Regions from separate parts of the Homo sapiens genome. Here all the other regions are linked to region 1. A link is a loop called in an ENCODE intact Hi-C map of the cell type or tissue named here. Cell type or tissue: heart left ventricle. All regions are shown on one strand. Region 1 holds the start of LOC105375445 (a long non-coding RNA gene). Region 2 has its middle 82 kb from the start of PIK3CG. Region 3 holds the start of LOC124901720 (a long non-coding RNA gene). Region 4 overlaps HBP1 (HMG-box transcription factor 1).

What was found. Peaks named below come from ENCODE experiments on the same cell type or tissue, not always from the same donor. Only the 100,000 strongest peaks of a DNase experiment are listed, where the experiment ranks them.
Region 2: it touches region 1 in a loop (6-fold over the local background); 9 of 110 quality-filtered maps call a loop at or near these places.
Region 3: it touches region 1 in a loop (4-fold over the local background); 30 of 110 quality-filtered maps call a loop at or near these places.
Region 4: a loop joins it to region 1, with 4 times the contacts of the local background. A loop is called at or near these places in 29 of 110 quality-filtered maps.

Annotation. Positions count from the first base shown.
Region 1 is chr7:107,871,883-107,876,882 of GRCh38, reverse strand. It overlaps LOC105375445 (a long non-coding RNA gene), which reads left to right and starts at 2,648. Exons shown (of 3, transcript XR_927851.2): 1 at 2,648-2,762; 2 at 4,276-4,497. In heart left ventricle, a CTCF peak has its summit at 2,059 (motif pointing right); no DNase peak of the experiment used is centred here.
Region 2 is chr7:106,944,404-106,949,403 of GRCh38, reverse strand. No RefSeq gene overlaps it. Among named protein-coding and RNA genes, the nearest start is that of PIK3CG, 82 kb to the right of the region's middle. In heart left ventricle, a CTCF peak has its summit at 1,976 (motif pointing left); no DNase peak of the experiment used is centred here.
Region 3 is chr7:107,199,816-107,204,815 of GRCh38, reverse strand. HBP1 (HMG-box transcription factor 1) reads right to left here. Exons shown (of 11, transcript NM_012257.4): 10 at 4,515-4,656; 11 at 2,294-3,402. The coding sequence ends at 3,385. COG5 (component of oligomeric golgi complex 5) reads left to right here. Exons shown (of 22, transcript NM_006348.5): 22 at 1,186-3,444. The coding sequence ends at 1,300. It overlaps LOC124901720 (a long non-coding RNA gene), which reads right to left and starts at 1,186. Exons shown (of 2, transcript XR_007060471.1): 1 at 325-1,186. In heart left ventricle, a CTCF peak has its summit at 2,787 (motif pointing left); a DNase peak (open chromatin) is centred at 2,795; H3K27ac peaks cover 514 bases.
Region 4 is chr7:107,191,851-107,196,850 of GRCh38, reverse strand. HBP1 (HMG-box transcription factor 1) reads right to left here. Exons shown (of 11, transcript NM_012257.4): 9 at 700-1,017. Among named protein-coding and RNA genes, the nearest start is that of HBP1, 25 kb to the right of the region's middle. In heart left ventricle, a CTCF peak has its summit at 2,574 (motif pointing left); no DNase peak of the experiment used is centred here.

The sequences.
Region 1 (5,000 bases):
TTTGCTCTTCACATGACAGGGTATAAAGAGGTACATACGGGCGGGTTTAAGAATGAACTAGATGTGGCCAGGCACGGTGGCTCACGCTTGTAATTCCAGTACTTTGGGAAGCTGAGGGGGGTGGATCACGAGGTCAGGAGTTCAAGACCAGCCAGGCCAACATAGTGAAACCCCGTCTCTACTAAAAATACAAAGATTAGCTGGGTGTGGTGGTATGCACCTGTAATCCCAGCTACTCGGGAGGCTGAGACAGGAGAATTGCTTGAATCCGGGAGGCAGAGGTTACAGTGAGCTGAGATTGCACCACTGCACTCCAGCCTGGGTGACAGAGCAAGACTCCATCTCAAAAAAAAAAAAAAAAAAAAAAAAAAGAATCAACTAGATGTAATGGGATTAGATGAAGTTTGAATGCAAGAGCTGTAACTACCATACAAATATAGCTATCCCTACCAATACTATTACGGATGGGTTCTCTGATATGCTATAACAAAGAACATAATTATTATCTGCCACAGATGGGATATTTCTTTGATTCCTATCCACAAACGAAGTAGGTATTTCTTATTTATTTACTTAAGTCAAGAAGATAGATGCTGAAAGACATAATCTCTACAATTCTTCCTTTCTGCATCTCTTAGAGAATTGCCAATTTTTGCTATGCCAACAGTGATACACTTCATCATGATTTTTCTGACAAAATCACCTTTAGCATGTTAAGCTAAAACGTGTTCCCATCTAATTTTTTTCTGGAGGCATGTGAAGTCAATTCTTTTAAGTTCATCTTTTAAGTTGTTCTCCCCAAGATGACAAAATTCTATCCCATGGTAGCAATTAATCAACAAATCAACATGTAGTACCCACAGTATGTCCAGCATTATACATGCTGCTGTGAAGAATATAAAAACATATTGTTCTTTTTTTTTTTAATTTTTTTTTTTTTTTTTTCTGAGATGGAGTCTTGCTCTGTCACCCAGGCTGGAGTGCAGTGATATAATCTCGGCTCACTGCAACTTCCGCCTCCTGGGTTTAAGCAATTTCCTGCCTCAGCCTCCCAAGTAGCTGGGACTACAGGCAGGCACGCACCACAGCACCCGGCTAATTTTTGTATTTTTGGTAGAGACGGGATTTCACTATGATGGCCAGGCTGGTCTTGAACTCCTGACCTCAGGTGATCCGCCCTCCTCGGCCTCCCAAAGTACTGGGATTACAGGCGTGAGCCATTGCGCCTGGCAATTTTGTTTGTTTGCTTAAATTTTATGGAAAATTTCAAACATACACAAAACAAAGTAGCATAATAAACCTTCATAAATCCTTCACTGAGTTTAAACCATGATCAGATTATAGCCAATATTGCTTTACTGCTCACTTCCCTTCCATTTTATTTTGAGACAAATCCCAGTAGTCATATAATTTCACCTATAACTAGTTCAGTGTGTATCTGTAAAGGATAAGGATTTTTTTAATATAAGGATTTAAAAAAAACAAAATAAAATTTAATTCCATAATGTTATCAAATTTCCAGTCACTGTTCAAATTTCCATTAAGACTTGTTATTCTTCTTAACAATAACATTGACAGCGTTCTTTATATACATCAGGCACTGTGCCAAATAATTTATAAACACTATGCAATTTAATCTTCACAATAACGCTATGAAGAAGGTAGCATTATTATCCTATATTTTATAGCTGAAGGAACTAAGGCTCAGAGATGTTAAGAAATTTTCTCTGGTCAATGCCTTCAGAAGGTGAAGAAAATCTGCAGAAACAGAAACCAAGGTCACTTACAGTGGATTGCTGACAGGATAATAGGGTTATATTTAAAGGAAATCTATCTGTTCTGTAGCTGACAACAACAACAACATTCTGTTAGACGTAGGCCTGATAATCCATAATGCACAACTATTAAGATTTTTCTGTATTCTGTAATAAATAAGAATTCTAAAGAAAAGTCATTTCAGGATGCAGTTGAGGAGGTGTCTTGCCAGAAGTATAAAGGGGCCCACAAATGACCAGCTTCATTTTTTCGGTTATGAACCTGTAATATGTGACACAACCAATAGATGGCGGCAACATGGCAGCAATATTAAACGTCTCTGATCCTATCTTGCTCTATCCAGTAACAACCCTGCTTCACTCTGGATTGCTCCAGCATATTTCAGCAGATGTCTCAGTACTCTGAGCACTCTAAAGGTAATTTTGGGAACACAGAAAAAATGAAAGTGTAGGTTAGTGTTTCTCAAAGTATGTCTCACAGGCCCTCCACCCCCCAACACATCATCAGTTGGAAGCCTTGTTAAAATGATGAGTTTTGATGACTTGGTACAAGAAATGATATAAAACATTTTAATCATCATTTATGTTGATTACATGCTGAAAGAATAACATTTTGGATATACTAGGTTAAATAGAATGTATCATTATATTTAATTTCACCTTTTTTTTCACTTTTTAAAGTGTGGCTACCAGAAAATGTAAGATTACATATGTGGCTTATATCTGTGCCTCACATTTATGGCTCCCCTTATATTTCTATTGGACATGTCTGCCCTGTAGAGATGTGACTCAAGCCTGGCCAATCAGAGCAACACATTCCCATGGCCACAGGAATCGGTTTAGGGACTTAGGACAGAATGAGAAAGAATGAAACACACCCTTGTTCCTTTGAGATGTCCATCTGAGTGGATATAGAAACTGAAGCCATTGCAACTGCCTTGCCTCCATGCGTGGTCCTATGATGGAGCAAACTCTAAGGAATTAGAGGTAATCAAGGAGAGAAATGGCATCACAGTGATACGGAGTCCTGGATGATGTTGTGCCTGTCCTTATTTCTGTTTCTGGACTCCCCAGTTATATGAGCTGATACCTTCTCCTTTTTGCTTAATCTAATTTTGGTTAGAATTTCTATTGCCTGTAACAGAAAAATGCCTAAATCAGTACATTGGCATTAGTGAATGAACTTTGTGAACCAATTTCAGTTAAAAAGAAGCCATAATTTAAGGGATTGAAAGCAGAGTGATAAGGAAATATAGGCAGAAAATGTAAACATGATGTTTGGTGGTAAAAGGAAAGATAGGCCGGGCATGGTGGCTCACGCCTGTAATCCCAGCACTTTGGGAGGCCCAGGTGGGCGGATCACAAGGTCAGGAGTTGAAGACCAGCCTGACCAACATGGTGAATCCCCATCTCTACTAAAAATACAAAAATTAGCCAGGTGTGGTAGTGCGTGCCTGTAGTCCCAGCTACTCAGGAGGCTGAGGCAGGAGAATCCCTTGAACCCAGGAGGCGGAGCTTGCGGTGAGCTGAGATTTCACCATTGCACTCCAGCCTGGGCGACAGAGTGAGACTCTGTCTCCAAAAAAAAAAAAGAGATAGCTAAGTCAGGGTCTGCTCAAAGGAGTATTGGTTCAAAGGAAGCAGATTTTCTGTTTGTTGGTTTGGGGAGATCTGTAATATCCTCATTGCCTAGTTTTCCCTGGTTTGGGGTAAAAAAGAAACAAGGAATGTCTTCTCATCACCCTCTCAAAAGTGTAGCATTAAAGTCTAGGCTTTCCTTATCTTAGAAAAGAGACTTCTTGAAGTAACCCAAGCAACAAGTGATACATTCCTGAACTACGTTCATAGAGGTGGAGGGAAGAAAAGAAATTGAAGAGGCAGTAAAGAATGCACAGTTAAAAGGCTAGTGGTTTACTAGATGTAGGGGATAAAAAAGAGAAAGATAAAGATGGCTGGGCACAGTGGCTCATGCCTGTAATCCCAGCACTCTTGGAGGCCAAGGCAGGAGGATGACTTGAGCCCAGGCATTCAAGACCAGTCTGGGCAACATAGGGAGACCACCCCCCGCACCCCACTATACCCATCTCTACAAAATAATTTTTCAAAAAATTAGCTGGGTGTAGTGATGGATGCCTGTGATCTCAGCTACTCAGGAGGCTGAAATGGGAGGATTGACGGAGCCCAGGAGGCCGAGGCTGTAGTGAGCTATGATCATACCACTGCACTCCAGCCTGGGTGACAGAATAAGACCCTGTCTCAAAAGAGAGAGAGAGAGAGAGAAAGAGAAAGACAAAAATGACCTTCAGTTTCCTGACTTAGGATACTTGGTTTCTGGTGATGCCTTTCACCCACAATGGAGTACAGGAGCAGGAGCAGGTATGATGGAGGTGCGGGGTATGTTTTTTTATACATGCCAGTTCATCTCTTTGCTGTCCTAGGGCCACTGGAACTGGCCTGAGGATGCCCCCTTACCTTTTCTTTCATTTTTCTTTATTCAAAGGGCTACTCCAAGAAACCCTCACTCTCTGCAGATCTCCAGACAAGAACTTGACAGCAGTCTTCATGGATATAGAAAAATCCCTCACCCTCGGGGACACTCATCAATCTCTCCTAAATATGCTCAGCTAACTTTCCACCCACAGCCGCACATTTGGCTGCACAGCTAGTATCCAGCCTGGGATCAAGAAGCCAGTCTCCCCTTCTTGTAGGACCTCCGGTCTTTGTGAGTGATTCCCTCAGAGACCCACGACACATTGCATGGGGGTGGGGTGGGGAAGACACTTCCCGGTGGATGAAAGCTCAAGAACTCTCAACTCCTACTCCACCACAAATCACATCCCCTTCCCCAGGCCTCTCCTTATTTAGAGGGCAACTAGTGTAGGGGAGGTAGTAGATGGCAGAGGTAGTAGATGGCTACTTCTGTGTATGGCTTGGGGGAAGAACCTTACCATATTTTTTAGTGGTTTTCTTCAGAATGCTGGGAATAAGAGCTTTTTTGTTTTTTGCTTGGGTTCCAATCACCAGAGTGCTAGAAGGAATGAATGAGGGAAACCTGGTAGAGCTGGGGAAAGAAGATTCCGGGCAGAAGGACCAACAATGCAAAGACCCCAAGGTGGAAAATGTCTCAGCATGTTTAAAGATCAGAAGAAGGCACAAATCTCAAGATCCTTAGCACAACCTATAAGGATCTTGAGGAAATTGCATCTACTTGTCTTTGCCCTTGTC
Region 2 (5,000 bases), 930 kb after region 1:
CCATATGGGTTGGGTCCATTCCACAGATACTTAGGAATAAGTACAACTGACTGAACTTGGTGATAGAAAGAATGCATGTGGCCAAGTGGCCAAGGGAGAGAGGAGTCAAGAATGACTCTTGGTTTTTAGATTTGAGACTTGGTAGATGATGCACCATTCACTAAGATGAAGGATATTGGAGGAGGATCACATTTCCCACTCCCACTGTAGGGGAGGGATGAGTAACTCAGTTTTGACAAGCTGAGTTTGAAGTGCTTATGGAAATGTCCAATAGATACTCAGTTATGTGGCTCCAGAATTTAGGAAAAAGATCTGGCTGGAGATGGAAATTTGGAAAGCATCAGCTTATTAGTAGCAGCTGAAGCTGTGGGAGTAGATGAAGTCACTCAGGGAGAGTATGTAATACGAAAACAGGAGAGAGAAGAGCTGGGAGGAGAAAAGGAGTCCACCTAGTGAGAAATTGGAGATGGTAGAGTACAAGGGATTGAAGTGAGCATGGAATCTAGGGTGGAAAAGAGTAAAGGAAACTGCTGCCTCCAGTCCTGGGTGGGATTCAGAACTGGCGGTAGCAGTCTGGTTGAATGGTGGCTGTATTGTGATGATCTAGAAGAATAGAATATGGTGGTGGAGGCAGAAGTGGTATTGGAGTCTAAGATTTCCAAGATGGAGCAATTCTGAGGAGTAATTAAACTCAAGGTGTGGTCATGAGACTCAAGGTACTGTGAGCCTAAGGTGGCTTATGCATGGAGATTTAAAGTCCTCCAGGTGGAAGAAGTGACCCAATTGGCCGAGTTTATGTTGAATGTGTAGTGAGGTCAGAGATGAGAATGACAATGAGCGACTAAAGGAAGTATTAATAGTTTGGAAGCGGAAACAGGAGAATTCTGCAACCTTCCTTGCAATACACACAAACAGAGCTTGAAAATACAGAACAGCTCTTACCCTAGTCCCAGAGGACTGCAGAAAAGTGGTGTCACAGGGACTGCAGAGCTTCTCTCTTATGCAAGGAGAGTAGAGAGCAGGGAATTTATTCGAACAGGTTGAGAATAATAAAGAAGTTTGTTACCACCAAATGAGGAATCCAGATGATAATAAGAATGAAGGAGGAAAATTGGATTTTGGGAGCAGAATAGGGAAGGGGACAGATGATAACTGTGTTCAAGGATGATGGAGGTGTTACTGGAATTCTGATGACAGTTAAGTTTATGCTGGTGCTCAAGCTTGGTCATTACCCATGAGTGGTGGCCTTTGCTTTTCTTTGGCTTTCCACAGGACAAAAGTGAAAACAACTGGGCTGCAAGAAACTTTGGGATATTTGTTTTCTCTCAAGAAAGTAATTTTGACTGTAACATAAGAAGCCACTCTGATAGGAATATCCTCCAAAAGTATTGAATTAAGTGTTAACCTGACATTTTAACACCATAAACATTTTAAACATTAGTTCTTAGTTTTTGCCTTTGCCATACTCTACATCTGAGGTCAGATACAAATGTGCTTCTGTGAAATAGTTTTCTGAAAAGTTTTTATGAATTATAACTTATATATATACATAATGTACTTTTTTCTAAAAAGATACATACAGTGGGTTCAAGACAAGGAGGAAGAATTATATCAGTGTGAAAATAGAAGCTATTTGGTCTAAGTTGGAAAACCAGCAAAGAACATTATTTCTTGCTAAAGGATTAGGAAAGACTTAAAATAGTTATCTAAATTGTCAATTCAGGAACATTTTTGTGCAATATACAAAGGGTTCATTAGCCTACTCACAATGATTTTTGACATTGCCTTTTCTTTTTGTCATCCAGACCTACTCTGATATCTTCAGGTAAAGAGATGTAAAAAAGTTCTTTGGAGAAAATCTCAATTCTCTCACAACAGATAAGAAGATACTCTCCAGAGAAAGACAGCTGAGGGTTCTTGAGCTAATGACTAAAACCCCTAAGGCCACTTCTAGTTGGTTAATTCTGACCCCTGGGGGTTGGTTTCTGCAAACGCATCTACTTCAACACTAAGGCAGGACATGCATGACTATAAACTGGCTGGCCCTGCTTTTAAAAAAGAACCTTCACTGAACTGAAGCAAGAATGTGGAGCCATTCATTACCAAATTGAAGAGAAAAAGTGGTATTAAGAGGCACTTAAATGCAAAAGTGAACTCATTTAAAAAATAAAACAAAACAAAGGACTTCATAATGTACTGGCAATAATAATTACCCAGAAAAGGATGCATTATTTACAAAATCATAAAATGTCATTGTTTGTCAATTTTCTTCATAAAGACAAAAACTGGTAAATCACAGTACTTCTGTTTTTTTCTTTCTATCTTTCTTTTTTTTTTTTTGAGACGGATTCTCGCTCTGTTGTCGAAGCTGGAGTGCAATGGTATGATCTTAGCTCACTGCGACTTCTGCCTCCCAGGTTCAAGTGATTCTCCTGCGTCAGCCTCTGGAGTAGCTGGGATTACAGGCCCTTGCCACCATGCCCAGCTAATTTTTGTATTCTTAGTAAAGATGTGGTTTCACCAGGTTGGCCAGGCTGGTCTAGAACTCCTGACCTCAGGTGATCCACCTGCCTTGGCCTCCCAAAGTGCTGGGATTATAGGTGTGAGCCACTGCACCCGGCCCTACAGTACCTCTTTCATTAAAGCATCAAATATGTGCCAGGTATGTGCAAATGTACTGTTACATGGCCCATGTAACAGGAGAGAGTAGGATGGTGCCATTTAGCTCTGGGGAAGCTTATATTGGTAATAGATGGAATTAGTAAAGGTAGGAATCTTAACTTATAATTTTATTTTAAAAAGGCACAATAAGTATGAGAATGAAAAAAGATTCAGCATATGAGACTAAGGCTGCAAGGAATTCAGTATTTTTCTCATTTGTCCTAATACCTCATGGTAGAGAATAGGCCCTCGGGGAGCTAAATCTTTAGGTTTGTGAAAGACTGAGAGTTGAATTGCTGCTAATGCCAAGTCCCCAAAATAAAATAAGAAACTAGTTAGCTGAAATTCCTGAAGGTCTTTAATATCACCACAAAATACAGATCATGTGAAAGAGAGATTTTGCTCAAGAGCATCTTCTAAAAATCCTCAAAGAATACTTTCCCCATTATTTCTACTATTCAGCCATTGATTGATAGAACTGGCTGTAGCATAGAACTGTTTCTATGCAGTGGCATTTGATGAGTAGGGTCTCATTTGTGCAAATAGGGTAGAGGTAGGGAAACTTTCTAGTCCTAATACAACTGTGGCCAAGTGGAAGGCTTTGAGTATTTCTACTAGAAAATGTTGTTTCCTGGTTTGACCCCAGAAATTAAATGGTGGGCAACCCAGTAGATCTTAATCAAAACTGTGAGGCAAAATTTGTCCTTGGTCCATTCATCAACACTCTTTCAAGCTTTTTTTTTTTTTTGAGCACGTAGGCCAGGCATGATGGCTCACGTCTGTAATCCCAGCACTTTGGGAGGCTGAGGTGGGTGGATCACTTGAGCTTAGGAGTTCAAGATCAGCCTGGACAACAGGATAAAACCCTGACTCTAGAAAAAAATACAAAAATTAGTCAGGTGTGGTAGTGCGTGCCTGTAGTCCCAGACACCCAGGAGGCTGAGGTGAGAAGATTGCTTGAGCCCAGGAGATGGAGGGTGCAGTGAGCCTGGATTGTGCCACTGCACTCCAGCCTGGGTGACAGAGTAGGGCCCTGTCTCAATAAATAAATAAATAAATAAATAAATAAATAAATAAATAAAACACTTATTATGTGTCAGGTATAGGTACTAGGGATACCTGGTCCTAAACCTAGTGAAATGAATATTCTAATGAGAGAATAAAATAATGACTACAAATTTTGATGGACATTATTTGGGAAACAGACAGGGGAAAGAAAAAAATGGGAAATATTTAAACTGGGCTTTAAAGATGAAAAGGAGCTTAAGTTGGGCAAGATCTTAGTGGGTCCAAGAATCTGAGAAAGGCTAGTTGGAGTTTTGTAAGATAGAGGAGAGAAAGTATGATGAGGCTGGAACTGGTATCTTTTTACCTACCATTTCAGTCTCGCTCTCCACCTTCCGTGACCCAAAGCACAGTGTGTTGTCAATCATTCATTTATTCTGTCAATATGTAGGCACTATTCCAGCTGCTCAGAATAGGAGAGAGAACCAAACAGACCAAATTCCTGCTCATATGGCTCTTACATTGTAGTAAACCCCAGGACGTTGATTTGATTACTGTCTTCTGTAATGCTTGATGTGAAAGCTGGATATGTGGATGGAAAGAAATAGAGGTGAAGTGGGAGTTGGGGGAAGGAGGGAAACTTGATACAGGGTGGTCTGGGAAGGCTTTATGATAAGGTGACTATTGTCAGCTTTTCAAAATAGAAAAAAAAAGATATCCCCTATGGCCAACGGGATGTTAGTTGATTGGCTTAAGATGTTGCTTGTCCTTGGAGTATTTTATTCAACACTTGACACAAAGTGCATTGGGGTAGTCCATTTGCTCCCTAGAAGTGGTTGGAATGCAGACTAGGGGTGAATATGTATGGGAATTAGAGAAAGATTCCTGGAGAAGAGAGAAACAAATAAGGTTTTGACAGAAAGACAAAGGAAAAAATAATATTCCAGGCTGAGAGAACGACTTGAACAGAAGCCTCGAGGTATTAAAGTATGCTTTTATTGTGTAAGTTTTTTGTCACTGTGGGAAGAGGGAGTGGTGCATCTTTGTCAGTTTAGCCCGAAAACACACAGCACTTCAGGTATTTCAAGAAGAGGAAATGTAACGCAGAGAATAGGGTATGTAAGTGATGGAAGGGATAAGAAGTCAAACAGAGACGGTGAGGCAGCTCAGAGTTCAGCTGTACCAGGGAGCTGCTGCTTCCTCTAGGACTGGAGGGAAAGAAGGTGGTGCTACCACAGCCCAGGATCTGGGGCCATCTTGTGGAAGTGGGAATCACAGTAGACCTTCCTTAAGGGAATGGGGTCTATGAAGGAAGAGAATGTTCCGTGGGAACT
Region 3 (5,000 bases), 670 kb after region 1:
AGCAGAGATCAGGAGGGGGAGGTCGAGGGCTGGAACTTAAGAGATTTGAAATCCCTTTACGTATGACAGTGGCTTGTGGGATGAAGGGCACTACAAACTGATCAGTGATAGCCAGACTCTGGGGAAATGTTTTCCCCACAATTCAATGAAAAATCTTGAACAAACCCAATTAGATTAGTATTTTCAGTATTTGAGAGCAAAAGAAAACCACTTAAGTGCTATCGTATGTGAGCTGAGTAATGGTATTAACTTACATCTTTATACAAATGCTCCAATCTCAAACTGAAATTTTGAAGAAAATATGACAAAAATGTATTTGTGTACCTGGTACTTAAATAGACCAATAATTAAAAATTAATCTCGTAGCCATTCTTTTTAGCTCCACTTAAACAGACGATCTGGTTCAGGGACTGACGAACTTTTTCTGTAAAAGAAGGGCCAGATATATTTCAGACTTTGCAGGCCACATGGTCTCTGCCTCAACTATTCAACTCTGCCATTGTGTGAAAGCAGCCACAGACAATATATAAATGAACAAGCATCAGGCTAGATTCAGCCTGCAGGCAGTTTGCTAACCCCCAACCTAATCCATGAGATCATAATCATAAACAATGGAATGGTACATCCCCTTGATTAAATTCAGACTGCTTCCCGATCATGTATTTTGCCATTACAGCCCAAGAGCACTTATTCTAGTTGTTGGTTGTTCATAGTTCATCAAATAACAGGAATATAATGCATCTACTGGTGTTACCGAATGTGCCAAAGGGCCCCATCCCCTTGTACTCTTGAGCGTGCCTTTCAGAGGCGCAGGATGCCCCTCGTGAGCTCTGGGAGTAGGCACAAATGCCCATTCCGTTGCCGGTGTCTTCAGTAGGGAAGCAGGGAAAAGGGAAATTGAGAACATATTTACACAGCCAGAGGACTCCGAGTATATGACTAGACCACTAAGAACAATGCAGACTGAAAACATGGTTATAGTTTTTCACACTAAACGTAGTAACCGTAGTAACCATAGTAACACTACCAGTAACTGAGTGAAGGCTGTTGGTCACTTGGCTTGTGAAACCGAGCATTAACAGTTCCAGAAATGAGCTTACTAATAATTTTTATATATTGGTATCCCCTTAACTGTTTTATGTGATTTATCTAATATTTTGACATTGTTTTCATTTTGGTTTTCAGGGGAGCCCTGGAAGCTTATGTTCAATCAGTGAGAAGTAGAGAAGGCAAAGAATTTGCACCAGTTTATCCCATAATGGTTCAGCTGCTTCAAAAGGCTATGTCTGCTCTTCAGTAATGACATGAAATCTTTGTTCATCTCCACTTTGTGCTAACCCATTCATAGTTGGCAGTTAAACACATACTCCAAAAGACTGCTACTATCTACTATTTTAAGAATGTAATTGATTGTTCGGTATTTCCTATCGACGTTTATTTACCTCTTTAGCACTTATACTTTAGCATAAAAAATGTTGAGTTATCACCACCTTTCAATTCCATGGACCTGATTTTTCCAGAAAGATGTTTTCCTCTTTCAGATTTTTGTACAAGGCTAAAATGTCTTTCCCATCCATAACCAAGTCCTCCTATGGGTACATAAACCCAAAGTCCCCACTTCTTTTAAAGGGATATGATCAAGTTATAACATGTACCCTGCTTCCCCCAACCCTGCCTTCTTCACTAAATAAGCATGTAGCTCAGTGGTTTCCAAATTTGGCTGCACATTCATACCAATCACCAGGGGATTTTTTTAAAATCCTGATGCCCAACTTGCACTCCACATTAATTAACATGTCTAGGAGTGGGAGCCTGACAGACACCACTATTAAAAAAAAAAAAAATCCCCAAAATGATTCCAATAGACAACAAAGTTGAGGAACCACTGGCACATCCCAAGCTAAGATACAAGGTTAAATGGCCTTTTTAAGTATGTCATACTGGATCTTTAAATAAAGCAAGGCTTTTGTTACACTTTGTCATGTTATTAAAAGCAGACCTTTGGGCTGTTTAACCGTGTAACAAAAATGCCACGTGAAAAATAAAAATTTTTATTGTATAGCAATTCTCTATAAATAGTAGATAATCTAAGTCCTTATTTTCTGATGGCTCTTGTTCCACTATTAACATTGTTTTTAATTTTTAAAATCCTATCAGCAGCCTCCTAATTAGCAGTGTTAGGAATTTGCCTTATGTTTTCCATCTCATCTCCTGAACCTGTTATTCTGAGAACTCATAAATAAAATTCAGCCAAGATTAATCAATCAATCAATCAATCAGTAGACGTCAGAGATAAGCAACTTTTTTTTCCATTTATTTGAAATAATATACAAGAATATAGTGTGCAAAATTTAGGGGCAACATCATGAAGAAGTGTGATGAACTGAAATCAATTTTACAGCTGTGATTCCTAACCAGAAACACCACTTGGTAAGTAACATGAAAAGCCATGATTGTAGCTCAGAGCAAAAGCAGCTGTATTGCCAATGTATTTGCTCTAATTTTAGACAGTTGGAGGAAAATTAAAGTGCAAGTGTTGCACTGCAGTAAGTGCAAAGTCTGCCCCCACCATAAAGATTATGATGACAAAATATATTTAAGATACATGGCTGAGGAGATACAGAACACGAAGTTAAAAAATACAATGGTGTTGACTGTTTGTTAATAGCACCATTACAGTGACTATATCCCAATGCTATTAACTAACTTTACCTTGGCCTGGGCTAGGTCTCCATTGGAAATAATAACGGATGGCTGCTGCCACCTGGTGCATCAACTCAGCATGCCATGGTAACTGCAGCAGGTGGCTCTTAGGCTGGGACACCAACACCAGCCACCTGCCCCATGTTCTGGTAGCCTCTTGGCACTGACCAGACTAGGAGCGCCTATGTTTGGCACAGATGCTGAGCCATGTGGTGGTTACTAGAGGAAAGGCCGACTCCCAGCTTCTGCTTCATTTCATCATGTGTACAATACAGATTAATAAGCAGTAAGGAGCCAATGTATAAACAGCAGTTACATATTTTTTAAATTCCCCTTTCGTACAATTTAAAATAAAACATGTATACACTTCTCCTCTCTTTCTACTGTACTTTAGCACCACAGGATATCAATTTTCAAGCCTATTATTACCTGATAGACATATATGAAGTTTGGAAGAAAAATAAGGCAATTTGGTTTAAAATGTTGATAGTTTTAGCTTAATGCTCTAATGGAGAAAGCAAATCCTCACTCATATTATTAAATCATTTCAAGACTCAATGCTATCAGTATCTTATGGTCACACGAATTGAGGACAAATGGTGAGACCTTGATCTTCTTAAGTCTTTCCATCAAGAGTCAATGTATATGCAAATATAGACTTAAGAACATAAGCATCCTGGTTTAATGTTGTTGTGAGCCCTGTGGAAATAAAATTAAACTCAGTGAATGTTTACAAATCAATACATAGTAATCCTATATATGAAAGCTAAGATGTATAAGATGTTTATAAATTTACTATTAGAAAATACTGCTTTCTTAAAGGTGATTTTAAAAAGCTAGCTGATATCTGATGGCTCAAGCATCCAGAAAATGTATGCAATGATAAGACATTGACTAGGATGAACAGAAAAGGGATACAGGAAAAGTCCGAACACATGAAATTCTAAATTAACCAAGAACTGCCAAAATTCAGTTCAGCCACCCTCTCATCTGACTACTGACTGACCACTATTTTTAAAGAAATTGTGAAAAATTTAAACAGATATGACCTGCATTTTACTAAGAAACAGGCACATGTACACAATGAATTTAAAACATCTTTGGCCAGCCCTCCTACTATAAAAATATTGATATCTTCCCTTCATCTTTCAATGATACTTCAAATTGACCCCACTATATCACATGTAATTTTTTTGCAATTAATCTAAAAACGCTGAACCTAAAAGATGCTAGTTTAGTAATGGAAAAGTTATAAGAAACAAGTCTATCCAAGATAGCTTATCATATAGACTTGTTTGCCACCATTCCTGGGCCTATTTCTTCTCCTCCTTGAAATTTTTCAATCTAGAAATTCTGTGCCAATGGCACAAGTCCCCATGAATGACAGCTAACATACCCCAACACCTCCAGCCTTATTGGTCCCTCACCAATTAAGGAAAAAAAGCTGTTGAGACAATCCCAAAATTATTAGAGAAATTTTCTACTGTGATATTAATGGATTAATAATGCTTATCTTTCAACCCAACTAGAAACACTGCATTCCAAAATTATTTTTCCAACTCAATGTTTAGAACAAACATTCTTTTGAAGTTTGCCTGAGATTTCGACTTGCCATGCTATGAGAGTAAATGACCCTTGAGGAAAGGCAGTCTTTATATGATGATGTGATAACATTATTAGGTTTTGAAGTATAAAAATGCTAGAGACAGCATCAACACAACCTCTTAAAGGTTGTAACAACTGCTCCAACATGCCAGTACACCTGCACGGATAAGGCAAGATAATTTTAAACACTATTTATTGAAACATACTGAATTGGTTCTTTTCCTCTTCCAACAGTCAGGATTTAAACGTTTCTGTTCTTCAGCCAAAGCCTTTGCTTCTAATGTGTACATTCTTCTCTCTTCATTCTTCATTTTCTTCCACCTGTCACCAAGGATCACACTTATGGCTCTGTAAAATAAATATTTACACAATGCTGAAAGCACACATTTTTCATAAATCTCATGTCAAGTGCTGCTACTTCAGGAGAAAAATGTGAAGTTAAAAAAGATGAAAATCTTGTCTATCACAGAGATGGGAAAAGGTCAAGGCCATAATGCTCATTTCCAGTAAAATCCCGAATCAAATAATCCATTGTTCCGTATCAGCAGCATGAAGTATTCAACTTGTACTAAAAGCTAATCTATTTGTGCCCGTAACCTATCAAATAGTTTTGATAAAGGTCTTTTCTCATTCAATCATAGTGGAAGTGTAGAATTAACTATGCATATCTTACTATTTCTCTCTCAAGAGAA
Region 4 (5,000 bases), 680 kb after region 1:
CAACATGGCACAACCCTATCTCTACAAAAAATACAAAAATTAACTGGGTGTGGTGGCATGTGCCTGTAATCCCAGCCATTCAGGAAGCTGAGGTGGGAGGATTGAGCCTGGGAGATACAGGCTACAGTGAGTTGCGCCGCTGTACTGCAGCCTGGGCTATGGCACAAATAATAAAAGGTAGATCCTTACTACTAAGGTAGATAACCTAATTGTCTATGTATTATAAAATAATTACATATAACCCTAAAAATTCCACTTAAACTTTTTACTTTAAAGTCAACCTGGCCGGGCACAGTGGCTCACGCCTGTAATCACGGCACTTTAGGAGGCCAAGGTGGGTGGATCACGAGGTCAGGAGTTCGAGATCAGCCTGGCCAACATGGTGAAACCCTGTCTCTACTAAAAATACAAAAAATTAGCCAGGTATGGTGGTGGGCGCCTGTAGTCTCAGCTACTTGAGAGGCTGAGGCAGGATAATCACTTGAACCTGGAAGGCGGAGGTTGCAGTGAGCTGAGATCGTACCACTGGACTCCAGCTTGGGTGACACAGCGAGACTCCGTCTCAAAAACAAACAAAAAAGTCAACCTAAGAGTTGAATAAAAGCTATTAAAGAATAAGTTTACTTAACTATTCCAGTTACCATGAACCGTATTGAAGTGTTACTCATTTATTGTAATCAGAATTATCACTATTTTTACCTGTTATCTTTCCCTGGATACATCTGAGTATATTCAACTCTGTATTTTTTGGCAAAAAGCATGAAGGCATTCATTGGTCTTTTGCACTTATTAGGAGAAGTGGCACTCACAGTCCCTGAGCTGTGGTTTTTGACAGCTTTAGCATACAAAGAATTGGAAGAGAGCTGTGATGATCCAGGTGAGCCACAGTTTTTACTGAATCCAGATCTTGCAAAGTCTTGACCACCAGGTCCTCCACAAGACAAAGATGCACGACGCTGGCGAGCCATACTACTTAACACATAAACTGCAGAAGAATCCATAGGTGTGAAGTCATAGCTATAAAATTAAAAAAAATAATAATATTTTAATTCAATTTTGAATTCTCTGATTTCTAAAAAGCAGGTTAAAAAAAAAAAAAAGAAAACATCTGATTGGAAATTTCAGTGCATTTCCCCCTATATCATGTTACCAACACTAACAACTTTTGCCACTGATAGTTGCTTATAAAATGAAATCTGTATATGTGCTAACTGAAATTAATTTTTTTAAAAAACCTCTGCAGATAATACAAAAGCTTAAAAAAGACTTTGAACCCCCCAAAGGAATGTTATAATCAGCATACTTTATTCATAGCAAGTAACTCCTCCAAATCCTACACAACCCACTTATTCTTACTTTAAATTCATTTCTGGACAAATGTGACAATATGGTTTCTTGGCCTATAGGCACCCAGACCTAGAAAATTAAAATGGAGTGGCAGGCAACATACCAGGCCTAAGGACTACTATAGAAAACAAATGGTTGGGAAAGGCAGTGAAAAGCTGTTAAATGTGGCTAAAGGAACTTAAGGACAGGCCTGGTGGCTCACGCCTGTAATCCCAACAGTTTGGGAGGCCGAGGTGGGTGGATCACCTGAGGTCAGGAGTTTAAGACCAGCCTGGGCAACATGGTGAAACCCCATCTCTACCAAAAATACAAAAATCAGCTAGGCGTGGCAGCACATGCCTGTAATCCCAGCTATTCGGGTGACTGAGGCAGGAGAATCGCTTGAACCAGGGAGGCAGATCACAGCACTGCACTCCAACTGGGCAACAGAGTGAGACTCCGTCTCAAAAAAAATAAAAAACAAATAAAGGAACTTAAAATGCCCAGTAATCTGGGTCATTTGTTTAGGTAAAGAGAGCCATACATACATCAGTCTCCCGAAAGGCCATCCATGACCTATAACATAGCCTAATAACATAAAGTTCATTGTAAAAACCTGCCTTTGTCAGGAAAGGCCACATTTTGTTCTGTATGTTCAGTTTACATAGACATGGAAATAAGCTAAAGAATTCTCTTTTGTTCCAGCATTAACTCTCTTTCTGCCTATAGTACTTTTCTATCTTCTTGGCAGGAAACCTTTTATTCAGCTTCTAATCTGAACCTAGCTCCTACTTCCTTCCCTGAAACAGAAATTCCGGTAATACATCAAAATAGTTTAATATTAGCTACAGGAATACCATCTACCTAAAGGTAAAACATGAGATTACAAAATTCTAAAGATAGATGGAAACAGCCAAAGGAATGAGGGCGGTCCATGCCACTGACTACACACAGTAAATGACTTCTACCACTTATCAAGCACACAATGTCTTTTTTCTGAAAGTATTGCATGAAATAAATGTACTTAAACTATGACTCCAAAATTACCTCATGAATGCTTAGCAATCAGTATTACGTCAGGAAAACAATGTCTGCTTTCTAGGTTTGCAGTTTTTGTAAGATATCTTCAGCCCCTCCCATACATAATTTAGAAAAATAGCAAACTTCAGCACTGACACAAAATTACCCATCTCTACTGATGGAAAATGATTACAATTTAAAATACTAAAAGATACTGGGTAAGCTAATTACTAAAATTTGAAAACTCCACCATCTAGTGGCACAAATATAACTTATCATCTACTTCCATTATGGATACAACTTAAATCAGTTTTAAATATTCAGTCACAAAATTCAATGACTAACATTACTGCAGCAGTAATGACATAGAGTATCTTTAAAAACAGCTTCATCTTTTGCTATACTACCTTAGGTAAGCATTCATTCTCTTCACTAAAGCACCTGTACCCAAATGTGCCTTTCACAGCTCTACTTTGTGTACATGCCATTCCTTAAGCTTAGAATGCCCATTCTCACTTCACTGTCTAATCATTAGTCTTAATGGCAAACTCCACAATAATGTAGTGCCTATTAACCATGTCACATATATTAACTTATTTAATCCTTCCAATATTATCCCCATTCTACAGATTTTTTTAAAGGAGCCACAGAAATATTAATTTACTCAAGCTTCCATAGCAAATCAATTGCAGAGCCAGGATTTGAATCCAGGCAGTCCAGATCGAGCTCATGTTCCTATCAGGCTACACTGCCTCTCAATCAGCGTGTACATCTACTGTATACATTTACTAATCCATTTCCTTCTCTAGATTGGAAGCAAAGAGGTATGGCCATTCTTAACTCATTTTTTAATCAATTCTGAATAACATAATAATGGAAAATTTTAACTGAGTGCAAATTCCAGCTAGTAATATGACCTTGGGCAAGTTAAATAAACCCTGTAGCCTCAGTTTACTTATCTGTAAAATAAATCTATGCTATGCAGTGGTGCCAAAAAGAACAATAAACATAAGACACAGGGCAGAGGCTGGCACAGTGTATTTTGCCATTAGGAGTATCTATTATTGTAGAAGTATCTTAGGTGAGTAGCTAGAGAACTCAAAATTTGGAATCTTTACAAGATATGGGCTTGAATCCTAATTCTGATACTAACTGCCTTTGTTTTGGGCATGTTCCTTAACCTCTCTCAACTTTACTTCTCTCTGTAAAATGAGGATATAATCTACAAATAGGGTAATTAATATTAAATAAATTAACATTATATATATAGTAGGCACTCAAGTTTGTTAAATCATATTACCTGAACAGAAATGTCAACTTCAAAGAGTCAAAACTGACTGTTTTAAACCCGCCTGAGGCCTAGAAGGTTGGCCTCAATTCTCAATGTTTCAGAATGGGCTACTTACAACAGAACCTTGAATTATGTATGAGAGCTCATCAACTGATTGCTGACTTCTGATTCTTCCTGAGCTAGAAACTACTCACATGTCCTCTGTAAACCATGACCCGAGAATTTGCTTGGAGCAGTCCAACTTGGACTTTTTCCTCTTCTTACCTCTTTCTCTTCTTGCCCTCCCCCTAGGCCAGGCATCATCTCCCTTAACCAGTCTAATCCACAATGAAAATAAAGTCACTTTCAGCTTCTCAATTTTTTCCTGGTTTCTCCATGATGATACCACCCATTTCCACTCCTTTGCAGGGTGGGTGCTCCTGCTGTTATATTGAAGTCACTCAACAGTAAAATGAGACCAATGACTAACATCATCTTGGGAGTGATTATTATTCAGTGAGATCAAATGGTAAGAATTTGCTATCTCAGAAAAGCAGGAATTAGGCAGGCAAGTTTTCCCTTTTACTTTAAAAAAGTTTGGTGCTATGTAATAATATGTAAACTTTACATATATTTGTAAGTTATGAAGCATACAAATAAATGAGTGAACCCACAATCCAAATTAAGAATAATATTTCCAGTATCACTAAGTTCCATATTTGCCACCCCAGAAATAACCACTCTCCTGAATGTTAATCATTCTTTTTCAATAATTTTATTATGAAAATATTACTCATAAATACAACATATAAATACTACAGTAGCATTAGTTTTATTAATATCTTTCTTAATATATAAGATACAGTGTTTCATTATGCAGAAATGACTGCTATCCTTTCAAAAGTCTACTTACAAGGTTGACCCTTGACTAATTTCTAGAACTTGGATTTTGAGGGGTCCCATCATTCCCACAACTGAGAAGAGTAGTTTACTGTGCCTAGACTGGATATACAAACAACACAGTTTACTCTGAATGCCTGCTTTCCTTTTGGAAGTTTGGATTTTGTTATGTGCCAAGCAGAAGAAACCTACGTGACTGCTCTCAATAAAAACCCTAGGTGCCAAGTGCGCCTAACAAGCTTCCCTGGGAGACGACATTTCATATATGTTGTCACAGCCCACTGCTGGGGAATAAAACATGCCCTTAATTCCACTGGGAGAGGATCCCTGGAAGCCTGGCTTCCCTCAGACTTCACCCCACATCTTTTCCCTTTCCCAATTTTGCTTTGTATTAGTATTTTTTTGCCATAATAAGTCACAGCCATGAGCACAACTATGTGCAGAGTCTTGTGAATTCTCTGAGCAAATCATCAAACCTGGGGGC